Linked DNA regions of Homo sapiens: region 2 is linked to region 1. Evidence: read pairs that join two places in POLR2A ChIA-PET (ENCODE). Cell type or tissue: Panc1. All regions are shown on one strand. Each heading gives the region's core, and the rest is flanking DNA. Links, peaks and the distances in the headings are about the cores only. Region 1 holds the start of LOC124905013 (a long non-coding RNA gene). Region 2 overlaps ITSN1 (intersectin 1).

Region 1 (11,081 bases), core at 970-8,969:
TAGGAAGTGTCACATAGTTGATATAAAAAATGAACTCAATGATCATGGACATCAGTGTGAACCAGATGGACCCCACACATGTCTTGGCACCTCAGAGGCCCCTGGAATGTGTGTGTGTATATATGTGTGTGTGTGTGTGTGTGTGTGTGTGTGTGTGTGTGTGTGTGTGTGTGTGTATATGCCTCCAGGAAAAACATTGGACCCCTAAAATGACATGGGAAAACAGGGGCTCGAAGCAGGAGGTAAATTCAGCTAGAGGATAATAAAGTTATGCTTCTTGTGGTGCACAGACTACTGAAGGCAGGCTTTGCAGAGAGCTTGGAAACCTCCAGAGTTGCATCTTAGCCACCCTTTTGAGTTACTAGGGGAGTCAAAGAACATAAGCCCTCTTAAAGCACCTGAAAGGCAAGGAAAGCCATACAGATTTGAGGCAATGATCATACTTGAAATCACTCCCTTAAAGTGACTGAAAGAGTATCAGTTGGGCTCAAGCAATTAAACAATTGTCAAATGCATCAAGCATCTGTGATATGAATTCACAGGCACATCTGAGGAAGAGCCCAACAGTAATTCCTCATCTTGTGGCTGGACCTTGGGAGGACCCTTGGAATTCCCTGGGAGAGCTCTTATCTAGGACTGGCCCCCTCTCCTGCCAGGAGCCACCTTCAGAGACTGAGGGACTGTGAGTTCCTTCTCCCTAGCTCCTCCCTCGTAATTCCCAACATCTCTGACCACTGGCAGCTCTCCCCAGAGGCTGGAGGGCTACTGATGATTCCACGGAAGTGACTGCATGCACCGATCCTAACCCCCGATAACTCTAAGGATGCTAGGTAGGAATCTCCTTCCCAGGATCATAAAACTTGGTGGAGAGGAGGGGTTTGAAAAAGATTAATAACCTGCTAAGGACGTGACCAGACTGCCTTATTGAAAACAAGGGACTTGTGTGTGTCTTCTCTTCCCATTAACATCCCAACTGCCTGGTGAACAACCAGCTCGAGGAAAAGAAAAAGGAGATTTGCTGCTGTTGCTAGGACTAGGGCCCCAAATACATTAAGGCCCTTGATGGGGGAGTTAAGCCTGCCACCGTCCAGCGTTATGGGGTAAGCAAGCACTATCAGGTCTCTAAGTGGTAAACATAATTTTCCCACATGGGAGACACTAATCCACATCATGCTGAAAGCAAAGTTATAAAGTGCGGCTGTCCCACCCCACCCACCCCACCCCATCTCGGTCATGAGCATCCAGGTGCCTTTTCTTTTTAGAGACAGGGTGTCATTCTGTCACCCAGGCTGGAGTACAGTAGTGTGATCATAGCTCACTGCAGCCTCGAACTTCTGACTCAAGCCATCCTCCCACCTGCCTCCTGAGTAGCTGGAACCACAGGCACATCCCATCATGCTTGGCTCAGTTGCGTTTATGAAGCTTCTTCCACTCGGCTCTGAGCCTTGCTCCTGGAGTCATCCTTCGGCCAGGGCTGCTGGCACCTGAAGCCACTCTGGCCCCTGAACATCCCCCAGCCACACTAGTCCTGGCTCTCTTCTTCACGATGTCCATCAGGCAGAGACCAGCCAATGGGAGGTCAGACCCACCCTCCTCTGAACTCAGTGACATGTATGGGCTTTCATTATGTGCCTCTTCACAAATTTTATCTTTTTTCATTTTTGTGTCCCTTAGGATAGGAATTCCTAGCTCTACTTAATAGATGAGTGTGGGGCCGGGCATGGTGGCTCACGTCTGTAATCTCAGCACTTTGGGAGGCCAAGGTGGGGGAATCACCTGAGGTCAGGAGTTCAAGACCAGCCAGGCCAACATAGTGAAACCCCATCTCTACTAAAAGTACAAAAAGTAGCCGGGCGTGGTGGCAGGCGCCTGTAATTCCAGCTACTTGGGAGGTTGAGGCAGGAGAATTGCTTGAACTGGGGAGGCAGAAGTTGCAGTGAGCCGAGATCATGCCACTGCACTCCAGCCTGGGTGACAGAGCAAGACTCCATCCAAAAAAAAAAAAAAAAAAGATGAGTGTGGTAGGCAGAATAAAGTCCCCCAAAGACGTACACAGCCTGACCCCTGGGACCTGTGAATATTTCCCTCTGTGGCAAAAGAGACTTTGCAGAAGAGACCAAGTCAAAGATCTTGAGATAAAGATATTATTCTGGATTATCACAGCTTCTAAATGCAACCACAAGTGTTCTTATAAGAAGAAGGCAGAGGGAGATTTGACAGTAAAGAAGGCAATGAAACAAGGTGCTGTTCTGCTGGCTTTGAAGATGGGGGAAGAGGTCAACAATCAAGGAATGCAAGGAATGCAGCATTAGAAGCTGGCAAAGGCAAGGAAATGGGTTCTCCCAGAGCCTCCACGGGGATCTTGGTCCTACCAACATCTTGATTTTAGCCCAACGAAATTGATGTCAGACTCCTGACCTCCAGAACGCTAAGAGAATAAATGCATGTTGTTTTAAGTCCACACGTTTGTGGTGCTATATTACAGAGGCAATAGGAAAGTCATAAAATGAGTAAACAGAGACACGTAATGACTTGCTTCAAGTCACGCAGCAAGTCAGTGGAGCTGGAATTCACACTCTGGCTTTTGGATTCTAAGCCTCATATTCTTTCTGTTACACCATGCTGCTTCTGAGACTCTGCAGCAATTGAGAGTGTAATAATCGGGGAACAGATAAATTAGGTAATCAGTGTGTGTGTGTGTGTGTGTGTGTGTGTTAGCAGGATTAGACAATAGGGTACGAAAGAGAACATGTCATTGACTTGTACTTATCTCTCAAACTATCCAATGGAAAATTGAGAAACACCAAATACAAATTATAAAAAGGTATCATTAAGCTCAACATTTTGCCTCTGTTTTTCTGGTCACAGCGCAGTTGGTCTTCATATTGCAAAATAGTGATGATCTTGTTCTGTCCACGTGTTCACCTAAAGCACTGGTCTTACAGAAGGGTTTGAAAGAAAACAAATGGGCCAGGTGTGGTCGCTCACATCTGTAATTCCAGCAGTTTGGGAGGCCAAGGAGGGTAGATCACTTGAGATCAGGAGTTCAAGACCAGCCTGGCCAATATGGTGAAACCCTGCCTCTACTAAAAATACTAAAAATTAGCCGGGCATGATGGCACACGCCTGTAGTCCCAGCTACTCAGGAGGCTGAGACAGGAGAATTGCTTGAACCCGGGAGGTGGAGGTTGCAGTGAGCTGAGATGGCACCACTGCACTCCAGCCTGGGAGACAGAGTGAGACTCCATCTCTAAAAAAAAAATAGAAAATAAAAGATAAATAACTGTTCCTTGTGAGCCCTAACAAATAACAGAAAGTGTATAGAATAGATGCAAGCCGGGACTTGGGTCCTGAAGGCCAGAGTTCAATGTTTGCATTTCCTAAAGGAAATCTAGGGCAATCACATCTCTAACGGACAGCGGTCACTTTCGTGCCAGAGATAAGCCTTGAGCTCTTGCTCACTTGGTACATGTTGCATTTTCTCCTTCATTTTTAACTCCTCAGGAACCCCTAGAATGGTAAACTGGGAAGTCACCTCATTTAACTTAACAAGGAATCTGGGGCCCAGAGAGCTTAGGGGTGCCTCAGATGCTACTGGTTATGACCACGATCTGATGGGTCATCGTTACTTGAAGGGGTGAGCAGAGGCTTCGCTTAACTTCCTTAAGGCTCTCAATGGAAGAACCGCAAGTGTCTGTCCCCTTGTCATTTTCTGAAAAAGCAATTTATCATTAAGTCCTCCCTGTTGCTGAGCTATTCAATACTTTTTTACCTGTAAAAACTCCACTCTGGTTAGTTACTGCTTGGACATGATACCACAGCATTACCTGAGAGGTCACAACACATTTTATGTCTTTGGTCAGAAATAGAAAAACAGAAGCACAAGACCCCTAGCCAGAAGATGACAGCATGCCAGAGCTTAGTGTCACCAAGCTTTCCTTTCTATTTTTGGAAGCTTTAACTTATTAGGCAAACGTATCATCCAACAAACACTGGGAAATGTAAGTTGGAAAGGTCCCGCTAGTTGATTAAATTCCCTCATTCTCTTCCAAGGCTCTCCCCCAAAACTGAAAGCCCCGTATCAGCTCTCATAAGAATAATAGGAGGAAACAAGCATTTTCTAAGTCTTTGATCCTACTCCTGCCTAACCTCCTAATTCAATCTTCACCCCTGGTTTTAAAGCCACCAACACCTCTCCTGCTCCCAGAACTTTTCTCTAGCTGGGACCCTGTCTGCTGCTTTAATCAGAAGACGTAAGTAAAGAGCTGTCTGAAGCCCACTTTGGGGAGTCAATGTGGAATCAGGGTAGAAGATTCTTGATGCCCAGGTGGCCATCCTCCACCTAAACAGGATCCTGCCAACATCATTGTACTGCCCAGCTTGCTACAGCACAGTGACAAGATGTGCTGGTGATATCTTTCAGTGGAGATTGTACTTTGCACTGGACAAGTCCTCATAGATGCCGAACTCATGTCAGACAATAAAGCAGGACTTTAAATAGCATGGCAGAGGCAATCTAGAGCTATCATTAACTCTAATTCTCAGAATCAGAGGACTTTGCTTATTTTGTCAATAACATCTACCGGCAGAGAACACCCAGGCCAGGGAAGCAGTGGGACTCCCCACAGGGAAGAGGAGCCACTGCCTACTAAACATGCATGGTTTGTCTTCACAGTGGACAGTTTGGTGGCCGCAGACATCATCTTCTACAACCACATCTACATCCTTGCCTTTCTGTTTCAAGTTGTTCTCTTGAGAAACTGTTCAAATTTTCAGGAGCTGAAAATGTACTGCCTTAAATCCAACTCATGCCGAGATTTCCAGGTTTGCTTTGAGGAATCCACTGCACTGATGGTGACTTGTTTAAAATTCTTCAGCTCTTCTATTATGTCCAATTCAACAAATAGTTACTGAGTGATTGCCGTAGCCAGTCTCTGCTGAGCTGGGCGTCTTCAGGTTGTCTCGGACCTCATGGAGCTCCCAGTCTATCTGGGAAGACAAAGTTAAGAAATAATGAGCATTGCAAAGTGTATTATAAATAGCAAGGAGATGTTAGTCTAGAGGGCCAGCTGCTGCTGTTGCCACTGCAGCAAATTGAAGCCAGAAAGAGAACCGGAGGAAATGCAGGAAATGTGCCTGGAAAAAAAATAATAACAGCATGGTGGCCACCCACAATGGTGATCAAGTTTTTTTCCAAGTTCTAATGAAACATCCATTCATTTTTATTTTGTGAGATTGAAGCTGTAATAGCTCGGTATACAAAGAATTTCCTGTAGATTAATATGAAGCTGGAAGGAGTTGATAGATTTCAGCAGTGATTTGGGCTATTAATCCAAGCCAGTCATTCATTAACCCTCAGGAAGTTTTCTGTGCCAAAGTCATTATTATTATTATAAACTAAACCCCAAGCCCCAAATGGGTGTATGGCTACTTTTCTCTCCAGGATCCTGAGTGTTTGAGTCAGCCAGGGAGCCTGAATCATTTCCTGAATTCCCTTCTGGTTCATGGGGAGTTAGACTTTGTACTATGCACTTGCTGCCAAGGGAACCCAGCAAAGAGCCCTTTTGAGAGGTAACTATCACTCTTGCCTTTTTTCGTGAGGTCCTAAGTGGCTATGGCAGGTGGCTGGTTGTCTCCCAATTTTTGTTTTTCTATACTTCTGTAGTATAAATTTTAGCTGGCAACATGGCTGCCTGGCCAAAGACTACATTTCCCAGTCTCCCTTGCAGTAGCCATGGTCATGTGACGAGGTAAAGCCAGCAGAAGTGATGAGGGTCACATCCTGATCTTGCCCTCAAAAAATTGGTAGTATCATCGACCCCTTGTGCCCAGTCCCTTTCCCCCTTTCCACTGCTGGAAGGAGAGGAGAAGAACCAGGGTATCTCCTTAGACACAGAAATGGAAAGCACGTATTAAGGATGTGGAGCTACCCCAGCAGCCCTGACCTGCTGACCTCCAGACTGTGACATGGAAACAGATCAACTTCTCTCTTGGTAAGTCACTGTACTTTGGAGCCCCTTTGTTACAGCAGTTAAGACTGTACTCCTACAAACACAGTGCCTACCAAGCAAACCCTGTGGCCCCAGCTCAGGGACTCTTCCATATTGTATGTTGATGCCTCAAGGCAGTGGCTTTTTTTTTTTTTTTTTTTTTTTTTTTTTTTTTTTTTTTGAAACAGGGTCTCAGGCTGGAGTTCAGTGATGCAATCTTGGCTCACTGCAACCTCTGCTTCCCAGGTTCAAGCGATTCTCCCACCTCAGTCTCCCGAGTAGCTGGGACTACAGGCAAATGCCAACCATGCCCGGCTAATTTTTTTGTATTTTTGTAGAGATGGGGTTTCATCATGTTGCCCAGGCTGGTCTCGAACTCCTGAGTTCAAGTGATCCAACTGCTCGGCTTCCCAAAGTGCTGGGATTACAGGCATGAGCCACCACGCCCGGCCTGCAGTGGCTTTTTAAATACATTGTCTCATTTAATTATCCCAATAGTCCCATGTAGTTGGTATTATTGTACCATTTTAAAAATCAGAAAACTGAGGTAGAAATAGATGAAAAAACTTGCTTCAGATTCCACAAGCAAGTAGGCGGGAGAGTTAAGATTCCAACCCAGCCATGTAACTCCCTGTTGCCTCTTCCCTTCCTTGCCATTCCCCTATAAGATGACTTGGTCACATCAACATTCTCTTTGTGGTCCAGGTAAATACATACCCTGGGTTAAACAAATTCCAGAAAATAGTCTAACTTGGCTCTGTGTGGGTGTAACCCACCAATCTTGCTTTTCTAAAGGCAATAACGATCGGTCACCCTCAAAAGCTCTATCTGGTGGTTCAATAGTTCAGCAGCTCCACATTGGTTGAATTCCTATTGTGTTCCCAGGCATTAAGTCTGACACTGGGGACATCAAAACGGATAACACATGGCCCTGGATCTCAAGGAACCTGCCGCCTGATGGAAAATAAAAGAGAGAGTCACACTTAAATGAATGATTTCAGCATAATGAATGTGACAAGTGATAAGATAAGGGAATGCATCCAGTATCACTGCTTTTCCAAGGCTTCTCGAGGGGTAAAAAATTACCCAGTGGGTATTTGAAGGAGAAAGTAAATAAAAGAAAATCTACCAAGAACTGTGCTATTTGGTAATACGTGTTATTTTATCTAATCCTTACCATAAAACTAAGAGGGGTATAATTTTATCTCTGTTTTGCAAACAGGGAAAGTGAAGGCCAACTGGACCTAAATTCCCAAGTTCCTACACTCCACAGGAGATGCAGTGTTGAAATCTAGGTTAGCCTGGGTCCAGAGACCACATTTTAGCTACTGTTCCCAAAATAAAGAAGAAGTTGATCCTCTCTCTTGGGAAATTTTTCTTTTCTCGAGTCTTTTGACTGGAACAGAAAACACCTGGAATTATGAAAACAGCTAAGAGAAAGGACTAGTTCTTTATAACACAGCGCTTTCTGTCAGTCTCAGGGAAAATGTCTCTTGTCAGCATGGAAAGAAAAGCAAGATTATAGGCAATTACTGTTTCTTTTTCCTGGGAGCTGCTTCTCCCCAAAGCTGATGGTATTGATTCTGGGGGTTCAGTCACAGTGTCTGGCCCCCTCAAGTTCTGGCTAATTAGCCCCCCATCCTTCCTGCTAAGTCAAAGGCCCAAGGGAGGGGCGTGTGTCCAAGTAAGGCCAGCCTGAGCTCATCTAGGATTTGACATGTGACTGCTGGGAGAAAAGAGAAGCTCCTTTTGCCCCTCTGGGCATCAAGCCAGGGAGGCCTGGAGGTGAGGCAGCGTTTTCAATCATAGAAGCAATCAAGCAATCATTCAATCAATTTTCCTGAAGTCCTAAGCTGGGTTGGGTTCAGTTTCTTTTATTTGCCAATGAAACCATCCTAACACTGTGGGGAAGGTCTGAGTACAAAAAGCAAGCTCACAATGTAATTTCAATACTTACATTCCTTATGTTTATTTCTGATTTTTATGTTATATACTTTATATATACAATATTTTCAAATGTATATACAATATATTATGTTACACACATAATAGACACACAATATATGTTACACACATAATAGACACACAATATATTATGTTACACACATAATAGACACACAATATATTATGTTACACACATAATAGACACACAATATATTATGTTACACACATAATAGACACACAATATATTATGTTACACACATAATAGACACACAATATATTATGTTACACACATAATATACAGACAACATATTGTTACACACATAATATACACACAATATATTATGTTACACACATACACACAATATATTATGTTACGCACATAATACACACAACATATTATGTTACGCACATAATACACACACAATATATTATGTTACGCACATAATACACACACAATATATTATGTTACGCACATAATACACACAATATATTATGTTACGCACATAATACACACACAATATGTTACGCACATAATACACACACAATATATTATGTTACGCACATAATACACACAATATATTATGCTACGCACATAATACACACACAATAATTATGCTACGCACATAATACACACACAATATATTATGTTACGCACATAATACACACAATATATTATGTTACGCACATAATACACACACAATATATTATGTTATGCACATAATACACACACAATATATTATGTTACGCATATAATATATTCATATATAAAATACATGAGTTTACATATAGAATACAATATTTATATATTTGTATATTTATTATATTTATTATATTCATTATGTATTATATTTTTATCTATTTCTTATATTTGTTATTTCAATGCATAGAGTTTTGACCAGGCATGGTGGCTCCCACCTGTAATCCCAGCACTTTGGGAGGCTAGGGTGGGAGTATCTCTTGAGGCCAGGAGTTCAAGACCAGCTTGGGCAACATAGTAAGGCCCTTGTCTCTACAAAAAAATTTAAAAATTGGCCACGATGGCATGCACCTGTAATCCCAGGTATTCAAGAGGATCCCTTGAGGCCAGGAGTTCAAGGCTGCAGTGAGCTATGATTGCACCACTGCACTCCAGCCTGGGCAACAGAGTAAGACCCTGTCTTAAGAAAAAAAAAAAAACTTAAGAGTTTTCTAAGTTCTGAGAGTTTCAAGCACCCCATCATTTTCAAATGAAACCACACAGACAAATGCTAAGGTTAAATGTTTGGAATCACCATCTTTTTATGTGGCTCCCAGAGCAGTGGTTGTTCATGCATTTCATAACTAATGTCTGGTCCTCATTTTTATTTGTAAGTTACAAAGGATGCAGACAGTAACTTCTGGCTTAGTCACCAGCCCCGCTCTACGAGATGTCAGCTGTGCATACTTGAGAGTTGTTAAATTTATGTTTCCTCCTGAATTGCCATCTTTGTCTAACAAAACCCATTCTATGATAAGCTACTTCCATTTTTTTCTTCTTCTAAAAGGTATTACTCAAAATGGATTTCCCCAGAATCTCACAGTTTTCCAGAATCTGTGACCAAAAGTGGGACTATTTTTCCATCTCTATACTGGGGGCCTGGCCTGAAGTATAGGCAGGTTTGGGGGTACCTATATGGGGTGTCATAGGGCTTTGGGGTTCCTGCCTCACTCCAGGGCTTTACCACCTGCTTTCTGAGCCCTAAGAGTCCTTCCCCATGGAGCAATCTCAATTAGAGATGCCTTCAGAATGTAATTCTGCCTGGGAGAGGTGACACATGGATAAATCCACAGTAAGAAACAAATAGCTGGAGCCGATTCTTTCTAATTCTGCAAGGAGAAAGGGTGAAGTGAGAAAAGGTGGGCAGAGGCTGCCTGATCCTGGGAGAAGCAGCCCACGAATGGGGAGTGAGGAGGAGGGATTCTGAAGGAGGAGGCTGAGAGTACAGGAGCTGCCCCTACAGCTCAGCCTGGCCAGCCATGGGATAATCCTGCCTGTGGCTTCCACTAGCCACATGACCTCAGGCAATGCCTTAACTTCTCAGTATCCTCATCTGGAAGTGGAGACAATCATACCTACATCACAGGGTGTTGTGTTCGTAAAATCCCTCACATCTATGGACTGTGCAACATGATGCATGAGGTTCACTATCAGTGGACAGAAATTTAATCCCTAAGGATGTCAGGTAAATATTTGTTGAATGTTAGTGAATGAATGAATGCGTGAATGAATGAATGATCAGCCCTCCCTCCATTCAGTCAACCACTCAGTAACCTCTTATCTCCCATCTGCTTTGAAAACCACTACATTCAACATTCATTCAAGAGATTATTTATTGAATGCGTACCATGTGCCTGGAAGTCAGAACCTGCTCTGTAATTTTCCAGGTCCAGCATAAAATGAAAGAGGAGGGTCTTGTCCAAAATTTTGTTAGAGTTTCAAAATAGAGACAGCAGGGCATGCAGCTGGCCACACCGTCAGCATTTTAGGAGTCAGGGACACAACGGTGACAAAATAAGCATCCCTACCCTTGTAGAGCTCACATTCTAGCAAGAAGAGATAGACCATAAACCAAATCATTTTGTTTATGCAAGACATATAAACAAATATATCAGAAAAATATATAGAGAATGTTAGAGAGTGATTAGTCCTAGGGGGAAATGGATGAGGAAAATGGGCAAGAGAGTGGAGGGGTGGGGTTATTTGATTTTAATGAGGATGGTCAGAAAGGCTTCACAGAGAAGGGGAATCTGAGCGAGGACGAAAGAGACAGCGGATGAGCTGAGCAGATAGCTGGGGAAAAGGCTTCCCGACAAAGGGAACAGCACATGCAAAGGCTCTGCTGGCAGCATGCCTGGTGTGTCCAAGGAAGAGCACGGGGCTTGGAGCAGCACTAGATGAAGTCAAAGAGGTAGAAGGTCTGGAGGACTCGAGCCAAGGCTCCCGCAATTGTGCAAGGACACACAGGGTGGCCTGACGCAGAGTGAGACAGCGAGGTGGCGAGAAGTGAGTAGATTCTGCATGTCTTTGGAAGGCAGGGCCAAAGGATTTGCCTACACATTGAATATGGCATGTGAGCAATAGAGAGGGGTCAAGAAAGCTCCAAAGTTGGGGGACTGAATAAAGCCCAA
Region 2 (11,081 bases), core at 1,556-9,555, 110 kb after region 1:
GACAACAGAGAGGTATGGGGAGCTGAGGCCAGCACCAGTTTCCCTCAGGCCAACCCTGAAGTGGGGGAAGCCCTCTCTAAGGGCTACTTGGGAAGCTCAGAAACATCTCCCGCCTCCCCCAGCCCCCACTGATAGCTGCCCAAGGAAAAAGGTTTTAACTTACAGGTATATTTTCTTTTCTTTTTTTTTTTTTTTTTCTTTTTTTGAGACAGGGTTTCACTCCCGTGGCCCAGGCTGGAGTGCAGTGGTGCGATCTTGGCTTACTACAACCTCTGCCTCCCGGGTTCAAGCGATTCTTCTGCCTCAGCCTCCCTAGTAGCTGGGATTACAGGCACCCACAACCACACCCGGCTACTTTTTGTATTTTTGGTACAGATGGGGTTTCACCATGTTGCCCAGGCTGGTCTCAAACTCCTGACCTCAAGTGATCCACCCACCTTGGCCTCCCAAAGCACTGGGATTACAGGCATGAGCCACTGTGCCCAGCTATCGTCTATGTAGACGAGAACACTGAGGCCCAGGGACCAAAGTGACCTGCCAGAAGACACACAGCCAGAGGCAATAGCGGATGTGAGCCCAAGGGTGTGACACCAGACCTAAGTTCGAAAGGCTTCCACGGCATCGGGTGGCAGGGGGCGCGGGCAACGGAGTCCAGACCTTCTCTAAAAGCCTGCCTGATGTCACCTTGGATCATTCGTCTTCTAGAGCACCAAGCCAGCAGACATTATGTATCTTTCTTCATGTCCACCTCTCCACACCTCCTCTCCATCCCTCCATCCACTCCCAAACACACGCTCAGGAAAGTGGGGACCTGAAATTACCTTATAAGAACAATGCAGAGACCACATTTAGGAAATGGGGACTTCCCAATGACACGGATGAAGATCAGGAATGGACGCAAGGCTCTGGAGCCTGCCCTCCATCCTCGGGCCCAGGAAGTGGGTGGCCCTTCCTCCCAGCAGGGAATATCACGCGCCCTGCAGGCTGTGACTTAATCTGTGTTCTAGCAAGTGATGTTACAATGAGAGCGTGGTGGATACAGATTTTGGTTTTTGACTTTTTTTTTTTTCTAAGAATTGGAAGAGACTTTGTGATGATCGAATCCAACCCTTTCATTTTACAGATGGGGAAACTAAGGCTCAAAAAGGAAAGGCAGTGAGTAAGTCAGAATCCAAACCCAGGTCTCTTGACTCCTGGCCCTGGAGCTGCCTCTGCAAACTAAAGTTGGAAGAAAATACGACCAGCCTAGGGCCAGCTTCCCGGAGTGATCCTGAGGAACTGCTGATGTTAGGCAGTGAACAGTTCCACATTTTTCCATCTGCAGGGCCAAGAATGCCTCAAAAGACCAATAATCCCCCATGGGATCCCGCGTCCGAGGGAAAGCGTAGAGGGGGCAGCCCCACGCCCCAGCATGGAGCCAGCACCATCAGGAGCCAGCGTCGCCCTAGCCCTGGAAATTCACAACCACAGTAATTCACCCAACAGCAGGCTCTGGGGTGCCCAGGAAACCTACTCTTGCAATGAGAGATTCGGAGTGCGTTTCCAGAAAGCACGAAGGCACAAAAGGGTGATGGTGTTTGTGAGTGGCAATGAGAAGAAAAAAAAAAAGCCAGAAAGAAGCACAGGGCAGCATGCAAGAAGGACACACAGACCCACAGAGGTGCGAGTGCATGAGAGCCGAGGAGGCCAAGCCAGGCTGGGGATTAGAGGAGAGGCTTACTTTAGTAGTTTGATATTACACATAATCAGCTCCTTCCAGTTCACAAAAATCATAGCAACCTCTTTTTCTGTCAGCAGCTCAGACTCCATCAGGGGTTTTTGAAAAATCTACAGATGCAGAAAACGAAGCAGTTCAGAAAGCAGTTAGCTTAAAACTCACACACTCACACGCCGATCCGCTGAGAGCAGGGAAAGGGCTCAGGTGTCTGTACCTTGGCTGAGAGGCCCAGAGGTGAACGCCTGCTTTCCTGCAGTTTCTGAAGCAGAGAGCCCCTCCTCTGCCCTGGAAACCGGAGGGGGGTCCCCAGCAGGGCCTGCATTGTTTTACAGGGGAAGGAGGGCAGCTGAAGTCTCCAGGAGACAGGTCTTAACTCCACCAGACAAGCAGGGAGGCCGGTACCAAGTCATGCACGCAGGCTAAGCGGTCTCACCTGCGCACTGGGAGGGGCTGGACCGGTGTGAAAAGCGGGGCTTAAAGGTGCCGGTGGCTGTGGACAGTCCCTTCATCTGCATAGGTAAACCGAGGGCCTTCTGAGAGGAGCAGCCCAGGCGGCAGCTCCTCTAATAAGCCAGTGGCCACCTCGGTGACTGACTCCATCGCTGTGTCCTCAGCCTCCTGGGCTGACCCTGGACAGACCCAGCACTTGCAGGCCCGCTACAAGGGGGTGAGTGCTGCCCTCCTCCTGGGCTCTGGAAAATGAATGAGCCCCTCCAAGCTCTGTGTGGTTGAGCAACTCTCAGTAAATCACAGATCTCAGTGGAACCCCGTGTTCCACTTGCAAGCCCCCGCCTGCAAGGAGGTCATTTTCTCCCACAGGAGGCGCTTCTGAAGGCTCTTTAGGGAAGGGGACAGCCCATCTTCGACATAAACTTGGCTGGGCTGCGGCTGCTCCCTGGGAGTCCTATTCCACAGGAGTCCTTAAGCCGACGTTGAACCCGGCATGTACCAGGGCAACCACATATGGTGGTGCGTTTTGCAGAGTGCAAAAAGGAGCCATATCTAAGGAGTGACACTTGCACCCTGGACATCCTGAACTGCATATTTAATAACAGTCAAACACCTTGAGAAAGGGGCACCTTTTTGAGTTTGCATCAATGCTTCCTAAGTATTAATGGTGGTCCTGCAGCTAACAACCCACCCTGTACTCCTCCAACAGCGGCGAGCCCTGCTGCGTCTTTCCTGGATGTTAAGACTATCAGACAAGATGGTTTCACACCCGTTTGGTGTGGTGGTTGCCAGACTACCACAGCACTCTCCAAACTGCAGGTCCATCTCTGCAAATCCCTGTCTCCCAATATGGCATCTTCCCATGGACGTGGACAAAAGGCCTGCTGAGCAGCAGGAGCGCCGGGCTCCGCATCTCCCCATAGTTCTGGATGAGGTGGCCAGGGCCCTTCTGGGAGGACTGACAAGATGAGGAGGCATCACTCAGGTCAGGGGCTTTTGTGGGGGCCTGGGAGGAAACGTTGCCATTCTCAGTGACAGGTTTGTCTCAGGGTAACATATGGCAGGAATGACTCGAGACAGCAGCCAGATGGCCCCCCATTTCCAGATGCCAACACTGCGGGCCAGGAGGGCGGCGTGGCTGGCTCCATGGCACCTCCTGGTTGGTGGCTGAGCTGCAGCTGCTCTGAGTAGAGCGTGGACTCCAGACTCTCAGTTCACATGACTCCATCCATCAACTGCTCAGGGACTCACTTGCCCTTGGCTAAGTGATCTCTGTCCCTCTGTGGGAATGACTCAATGTTGGCCATGGATAAGCAACGAACCGTCTCTGCGGTCGCAATCTCCTATAGCATTTGCCATCCAGATGCTCCTCAAACATCAGAAAGTTTCTTGGGCTCAGAATCAGGACATAGACCTCCTTGACGGAACCCTCCCCTCTCCCTCCGTCATCGCCCCCTGCCGTGCCCCCTGCCCCACCAGCTCCCTTACCTCTGTGACCAGCTGCAGGTCATTCACATAGTTCTCCTCGGTGACAATGAGCTCGTGGATGTATCCTTGTCGCTTTCTTTCAGTTGGGGTCAACATATCCAAGAGATGTAAGTCTGAACACCCTGGAAAACACAACCATTTGGGAGAACTTAGCACAGTCTGGGGAAGCCCACACAACTTCACACGGAAGATCCTCGTGGCTGCTGGGTCCTGAGGGCTTGCTCCAGTCCAGTGGGGTCATGGGCTGAAATGTGTCCTCCCCAGTAATATGTGGAAGCCCTACCCCCTGGTACCTGTGAACGTTACCTTATTTGGAAATAGTCTTTTCATATATAATCAAATTAAGATAAAGTCATACTCAGGGTTGGGTCCTGACCCTATATGATCAGTGTCCTTATGAGAAGAAGACAGAGACAGACAGGCAGAACCTGGAGTGATGTGTTTCCAAACCAAGACACACCCCGAGCCCTCAGAGTGAGGCTGGCACCTGCCAGCATCTTCCATTTTAGACTTCCGGCCTCCAGGAATGTATGGCAATAAATTCTTATTGTTTTAAGTCCCCCCGTTTGTGGTCGTTTGTTAGGGCACCCTAGAAACTGATACAGGCGGCACACTCCTGCTTCATCAGAAACACGAAAATAATGTGAAAACAAAACACTCAATGACGATTGGCCAAAACTCTGGAGGGCTCACACCATGTCAGGTGGTGAACTGCATTTAATGCTCAAGTATTATACTAGAATTATCCCCATTTCACAGACGAGGACACCGAGGTTTACACAGGTTGACTGGCCCCAGGTCTCTCAGCTTGGAAGTGGTGAAGGCAAGAGCCAAACCCTGAGACTTGGGCTGCAGAGGCTGTGCTCTATCCCCGAGCTCCAGGAGGCCATGGGTTATCCATGTCGAGGTTGGTTTGTGGAGGATGAGGTGGCTGTGCTGAGGCTCTGATGGTCCTGGGGACCAGGCAGATGCAGGGTGCCTCCAGACAGCACTGGGCACACTCTCCTGGACAAAGCTGCTGCCTGGCCCCTGGGGCAGCTGAGCAGCATGCTTGCCACAGAGAGGGTAGTCCTTCCCACTGCAGAGAGCCTGGCACAAGACCATCATGGAGGCCAAGGCTGCCCGACGGGAAGGGCCACTCCACTGCCCTGAGATGGTGCCTGCACTGGAAGTGGGGCTCACTCATGACTCTGCCCACTTAGCTTGTTATTTGGGGTTTTGTTTGAACATTTGAGCCTCCTGCCCCAGACACACTGGAATGAGCAGGAGGGAGGCTTGGTTCTTGGGAGCATCCCATGTGCAGGCCTGGACCCACCTCTCTTTTTTATCAGAGGTTCTTTATTTAATCACAGAAGCCAGACTTGGAAGACAGACCCAGAGGTGTCCCGAATGTAGGTGGGAGAGTCCGGGCTGAATCCCCTTTACTTGTTCTTCCCATCCCTTCTGTTCCCCTCAAGGGGGCACAATGGAGCACAGTGCAAAACCCCCTGCTGGGGACCAGTGGTTGTCAAAGCGTGGTCCCCAGGCTGGCAGCATCAGCGTCACCTAGGAGCTTGCTAGAGATGCCCCGGCTGAAGTGACTCTGGAGTTGGGGGCTGGGTATCTGTGATGTAACAAGCTCTCCAGAGGATTGTTTTTTGGCGCACTAATGTTCAAGAAGCCTGCTCTGGCCTAGCAGGGGTTCCTCGAGTTTCCATCTTCTCTCAAGGGAGTTATCTGGGGTCATGACTGATCTAGCCTATATGCTGAAAGCTTCTGCAAATTGTATGATCCCTCTGGGCCAAATGATATCAGAGATTTCTTGGCAAATGCTTTGCTGCTTTAGAGGTTAACTCTCGGGTTGTGGTGCTTCCAGCCCTTGGTTTTGTCCGTTCTCTGGGCCAATTGTCCTTTCTGGATGCTGTAGCTTCTCTTGCTGGGACAGGAACAACCCAAGACCAGCAGGAGAATGCTGGGAAAGCAGCAGAAATGAGTCATCATTATATCAACACCCTCGACCTCACTCAGAGTCCCCTGCCCTGAGGTCAAGCAGAATTCTCCAGGGCTGCAAGGTGAGCTCGCACTTTTGCACAGGTCTGCAGATGTGTCTGAGCTTGAGCCCTCTGCTCAGCCACGGGTTTGGCCCAACTGTTCTTCCTGCCTCAGGGCATAGATTGTCTTTTATTAAAACAGCTGCACCAACAATGAACTCTCAGGAAGGAGGCAGGCCACGGGGCTCACTCATTCAGTTCAGCCAAGCTGCTGTGTGAGCTTGGGTTTGTGGCAAGCTGAGTGATGTCTCCGAGTTCTTTGACTTTTATTGGGAAGGTCACCCAAGAAACACTCGAGTTTGGGGGGAAACATATCTTGTTCCTGCCCTCTTTTTACCCCACTCTCCTGTGAGTGAGTGAAAGGGCCCGGGCCTCAGGCCATTTCTTGTTGAAGGGCTGAATGCAGCCCCTGCATTAGGCAACTTGGATGCCCTCTCACGGAAGCAGAGTCCCTGGAGCGTTCAGGATGGTCCCTTCTGCAGGGAGATTAGAATATTGACACAGAGTGGTAGCTCTAAAAGTCACTGCACAAACACGGTGCGGTGATGTTTGCAGCTACAGAAACATCAGGCCCGTAGTGGCCACTGGCTGGACCAGTTTTCTGAATGTCCCTTTAAGGATGCCCCACAGTTGCCTTGAAGAATCTGAGGGAAGTTATGGGTTCTTGCTGCAGCGAATACATGTGTACAATGCACACCTTTAGGGCACACTTTCATTGGGTTCACAGGCCCTTTTGAAGACTGTTCATAGATCTTATTCATTCACTGGGCAAATATTTACTGATGTCCTACTATGAGGCTAGGACTAACCACTCTGGGTGCTGGGGATTCAGGACAGAAGAGGAGAGACTCCTGCCCTCCAGGGCATAGCTAAGAACCTGGGGGACTGGTGGTCCTCAGCAGGCGGTGCTACTGCCCCACCCTCCGCTGAAGGTGGTGCTCTTCCCCACCATGTTGAGGTCAGTACTGTCCCCACTCCCCAAAGGCTGAGGTTTGCCCTGCATCCCACTCCAGTCCCAGGGCTGAGAGTGTGTTCTTGGTTGTCATAGTGGAATCTGGCAGGCTGGCCAGGGCTGCTAAATGACCCACAACATGCAGGACACAGAACTGCCCACCCCAAATGCCAATAGACGAGCACCCTGTTGAGAAACACTAGTGTTACTTGAAACTGACAACCCGACCAGAGTTCCAGTCTGCAGCATGGAGGTGCGAGGGACCAGCAGACACGCGTAGAATGATGAGGAATCGGAAAGAAGGACCTATGGGGAAAAGTCCTGGCTTGCTTTGGATTTCAGAAGCTCTTCTGAGTCTTCAAGTTTTACACGGTGCAGGTTGTGAAGAAGCTCAGAGCCAGAGCAACAGCAGAAGGTTCAGGGTAAATTTGGGCCATTTGTCCAAGAATCCCAGGAGCCTGGGGCCAGTTGGGGACAAGCTGGAGGGCTGCTGCGTGGCCTCCTGCTCCAGGTAGCGTTGGCCTCTGGTCCAAACACTTTGCAAGGCCCAAGTCAGAGCTGATGGAGCTTGGAGGTCAGGGGAAGCGCTGGGCAAGTCTGGGCTGCTTGCCCCCACCAAATTCCACCTCTCGCAGGTCCACCTACCACCCTGCCTGGAGACAGGGGGATGGCCCTGATGGCCACTGCAGAACACAATGAAAAGCAAAAGTTTTGTGGGGAGAGTCTTCTTTACATTATGTGCCAATGATGTTGGCTTGGAATCATCTTTTTAGCCATCAAATTGACCCATGGGAGGCTGCTTTAAAACTTGCTGGTGAATGCCAGACCAAGAGAACCATTAAAGATTTGAAATAGGCATTTTGAACTCAAAAATATTCTTCCTTTGAAAATTTAATATTTAGAAAAACAAGTGAGTTTAAAAACTCCATTATTCAAAGTAGGGTAAATGGAAAAGACATTTCAAATAAAAGCGTTTTCTTTAGGGGTGGAGGGACGTGGCCTTTTCCTCTTTTGGGTCCTAGGATAAACATGGTTTCTGGCCCCCTTTCCCAGGGAAAAACGAGAGGAGAAAACACATCAAATGGTTTTCCATGAACATCTTGGTGTGACAGAAGGATTCTCAAAACTAACTGAAATCCACACACAGCTGAAATAATATTGCAAATGACTCCAGGCGGTTACAAATGATCCCCTATTATAGCCCACATAAAATTCCTAATCTGTGTGCCGTCCCTTAGATGTTGCCTAGTTAGACACATTTACGAAATGGAGAGAGATGTGATGGCCTTCTGGAAGGATTTTTTGAGTCTAGGCCCTGGAGAAAATCACGGGGAAAAAAAAACCTTACCAATAAAAGGTCATCTTGCTTCCCTCAACTGATATTTGTATGAACAGCATCATTTCAAGAACTTGTTTTATTACAAAAGTAATACATAAACACATGCTGATTATTAAAATTTCAAGGGCTACAGAGCATTCAGGGTAAAAAGTGCACCTCACCCATCTCCACACCTCCAATTATTCTACCTTTCCCAATGAGAAGCAGAATTTTGAAAACGAAGCCAGCCCCCACAGCAAGTTGCCCATTGAGCAAAGCAAATAAACAGACCTTGTTCCTGTATGAAAGGGGCCAAAATATGCAATAAGGTGGTCCATAAATATTTATTAAGTTCCTCTGAAGTCCAAGAGACGCAGAAATAAGCAAGATACTGTCCTTGTCCTCAGGGAAACTCACAATCTTGGGAGAGACACAACAGGAAAATTAAATTAAAAATATTAATAGCAAGCAGCTGGGCTTGGTGGCTTATGTCTGTAATCCCAGTACTTTGGAAGGCAGAGGTGGGTGGATTGCCTGAGCCCAGGAGTTCATGACCAGCCTGGGCAACATAGTGAGAGACACCCATATCTACAAAAAATTTAAAAAATTATCCATGCATGGTGGTACATGCCTGTAATCCCAGCTACTTGGGAGGCTGAGGCAGGAGGATTACCTGAGCCCAGGAAATAGAGGCTGCAGTGAGCTATGATCGCACCACTGCACTCCAGCCTGGGCAACAGAGCGAGCACCTGTCTCAGGAAAAAAAAAAAAAAAAAAAAGGAAAGAAAAGAAAAGAAAAGAAAAAAAACGAGAAAAAAAAAAAAGAAATTAAAATAGCAAGCATTAAAAAAAGAGCCCAGGCCGGGTGCAGTGGCTCACACCTGTAATCCCAGCACTTTGGGAGGCTGAGGCAGGTGGATCACTTGAGGTCAGGAGTTCAAGACCAGCCTGGCCAACATGGTGAAACCTCATCTCTACTAAAAATACAAAAATTAGCTGGGCATGGTGACAGGCACCTGTAATCCCAGCTACTCGGGAGGCTGAGGCAGGAGAATCGCTTGAACCCAGGAGGTGGAGGTTGCAGTGAGCTGAGGTCGCACCACTGCACTCCAGCCTGGGTGACAGAGCGAGACTCTGTCTCAAAAAAAAAAGAAAAAAAAGAAAAGAAAAAAGAGCCCGTGTGCTGTGCTGATGGTGGAGACAGTAGGACCTCAGAAGGGAGCAACTCCTCGTGCTAAGGGGAGGCTTCCTCGAGGGGCCCTCCTGAGGCTGGGTCTCCATATGGCTGGGGAGGTCAAGACCATACACTGGGGGCTATGGGCACCAGCAAGAGCAAGCCTTCACCCAGGTGCCAGGTCGACGCGGAGACACTGCAAGAGATAAGGTGGAAAGGTGGGAAGGGCCAGATGACAGGGTGACGGGGATTGTGATGCCAGAACAAATGTTCAGAAACAACATGTGGAAGGACCAGGAGAGAGAGCAATAAGCAAGCCCGGGCGATGGCTTTCATCTTTAAGGGAAAGGATCTACCTTTCCCTTTTGTCTCTGGGGACATTCAGCCCAAATCCTCTGGCTCAATGGCCCCGGATCAGCAGGGTCTATGCTACTTGGGCTCCTGGAGGTCCCATCTATACTGCAGGCTTCTCCCCATGGACCAAGTCTCTCCTGCCAGGTGAGCCCATGCACCCCAGAGCTGCACTGGCTTCTCCTGGGCAAATTAATCTAACTGCACTCCCTTCAACACCCTGGGCCTCTCCTGGTAGGTGTGGGGTGGCCTGTCGTGTAGGAAAAGCAGATGAAGCCACATGGATATGACGTGAAGAAAGTTCTCTGGCCAAACACTATGTCCCTTTACCCTGCAGCTGATGTCTGAAACCCCAGCGTTCTCCAAGCCATGAAGTTGTGTACTCCTGCTGTGAAGCAGCATCCACGCTCGGCCCCGGGGTTCAGTGAGAAGGAGGCAGTCCGGGTCCTTGTCCTTTGGGAGCCTGCTGGTTGCTAGACCTGGGAGTCCCAGGCCAACTTGGATCCTTGCTGAGTTGCAGGCACTTTGCACAGGGCATCACTCCAAGCGGTTATCAGTCCTTGAGACCTCGGAGTTGCAAATCCTCAAGATGCGATTTTTAATGGGGTCTGGAGAAGCCGGTGGGCACAGAGGTGAGAGGGGAAGGAATGCCCCCAAAGGCACCAGAGACCCTCGTGGGTCCAGCAGAGCTCAGGTATCCCACCCAGCCTGTCCTGGTGACACATCTTGCCCCATGTAGCTGGGTCCTCGGGAGGCTTCCATTCAGATGTAACCCAGATGCTTAAAAGTGCCAATGTAACTCCAAATAAGCTTTGTTTTCTCCCAAGGAGGGGAATCCAGTCCACAGGGGTTGCCAGGCAGTTTAATTACTGCTGAGAAGTGGTGAAGATCAAATTCTTCTCAGGGATAAATCATCTCTTAATTTTCCATAAATATGCACATTTCAGAGAGTGAAAGGGTGTATCATTCATAGCTTCATAATGGGCACTGGAATTCCTGGCACAGCTTTACATCCTCTGTGGTAGGTATGCTTCAGCTCATTCCAGGCCCCTTCTATGTCCCACCCCTGACTTCCTGCTCTCACTGTGCCCTCTCCTGTAGTATGAGTAGCTCCTGTTAATAAGTTTTTTGGGTACAAAGGCAGACTGGCATGTTATAATGAAAGTACAAATGCATTTTTATTGGAATATGAAGGAGGAGCCTGTTGGTTTTTGTTTTATTTTTAAGTTTTGTGGGTACATTGTAGGTGTATATATTTATGGCGCACCTGAGCTATTTTGGTACAGGGATGCAATGTGTAATAATCACATCATAAGAATGGGGTATCCGTCCCCTCAAGCATTTATCCTTTGTGTTACAAACAATCCAATTACACTGTTTTAGTTATTTTTAAATGTACAATTAAATTACTATTGTAGTTGCTCTGTTGTGGTATCAAATACTAGGTCTTTTTTTTTTTTTTTTTTTGAGACAGAGTCTTGCTCTGTTGCCCAGGCTAGAGTGCAATGGTGCAATCTTGGCTCACTGCAGTTTCCACCTCCCAGGATCAAGCAATTCTCGTGCCTCAGCCTCCCGAGTAGCTGGGATTACAGGCATGCGCC

What was found. ChIA-PET counts read pairs that join two places held together with the same protein. Peaks named below come from ENCODE experiments on the same cell type or tissue, not always from the same donor. Only the 100,000 strongest peaks of a DNase experiment are listed, where the experiment ranks them.
Region 2: POLR2A ChIA-PET joins it to region 1 with 14 read pairs; 2 of 35 experiments call an interaction of 5 or more read pairs at or near these places.

Annotation. Positions count from the first base shown.
Region 1 is chr21:33,963,145-33,974,225 of GRCh38, reverse strand. LINC00649 (long intergenic non-protein coding RNA 649) reads right to left here. Exons shown (of 3, transcript NR_038883.2): 3 at 3,040-4,989. It overlaps LOC124905013 (a long non-coding RNA gene), which reads left to right and starts at 5,762. Exons shown (of 2, transcript XR_007067847.1): 1 at 5,762-5,993; 2 at 6,876-7,125. RefSeq lists a silencer at 2,164-2,458 and an enhancer at 1,857-2,546. In Panc1, for the core only: no CTCF peak of the experiment used is centred there; a DNase peak (open chromatin) is centred at 2,395; H3K4me3 peaks cover 340 bases; H3K27ac peaks cover 5,414 bases.
Region 2 is chr21:33,849,432-33,860,512 of GRCh38, reverse strand. It overlaps ITSN1 (intersectin 1), which reads right to left. Exons shown (of 40, transcript NM_003024.3): 30 at 3,656-3,777; 31 at 1,721-1,827. Among named protein-coding and RNA genes, the nearest start is that of ATP5PO, 61 kb to the left of the region's middle. RefSeq lists an enhancer at 2,299-2,992. In Panc1, for the core only: no CTCF peak of the experiment used is centred there; a DNase peak (open chromatin) is centred at 5,642; H3K27ac peaks cover 1,831 bases.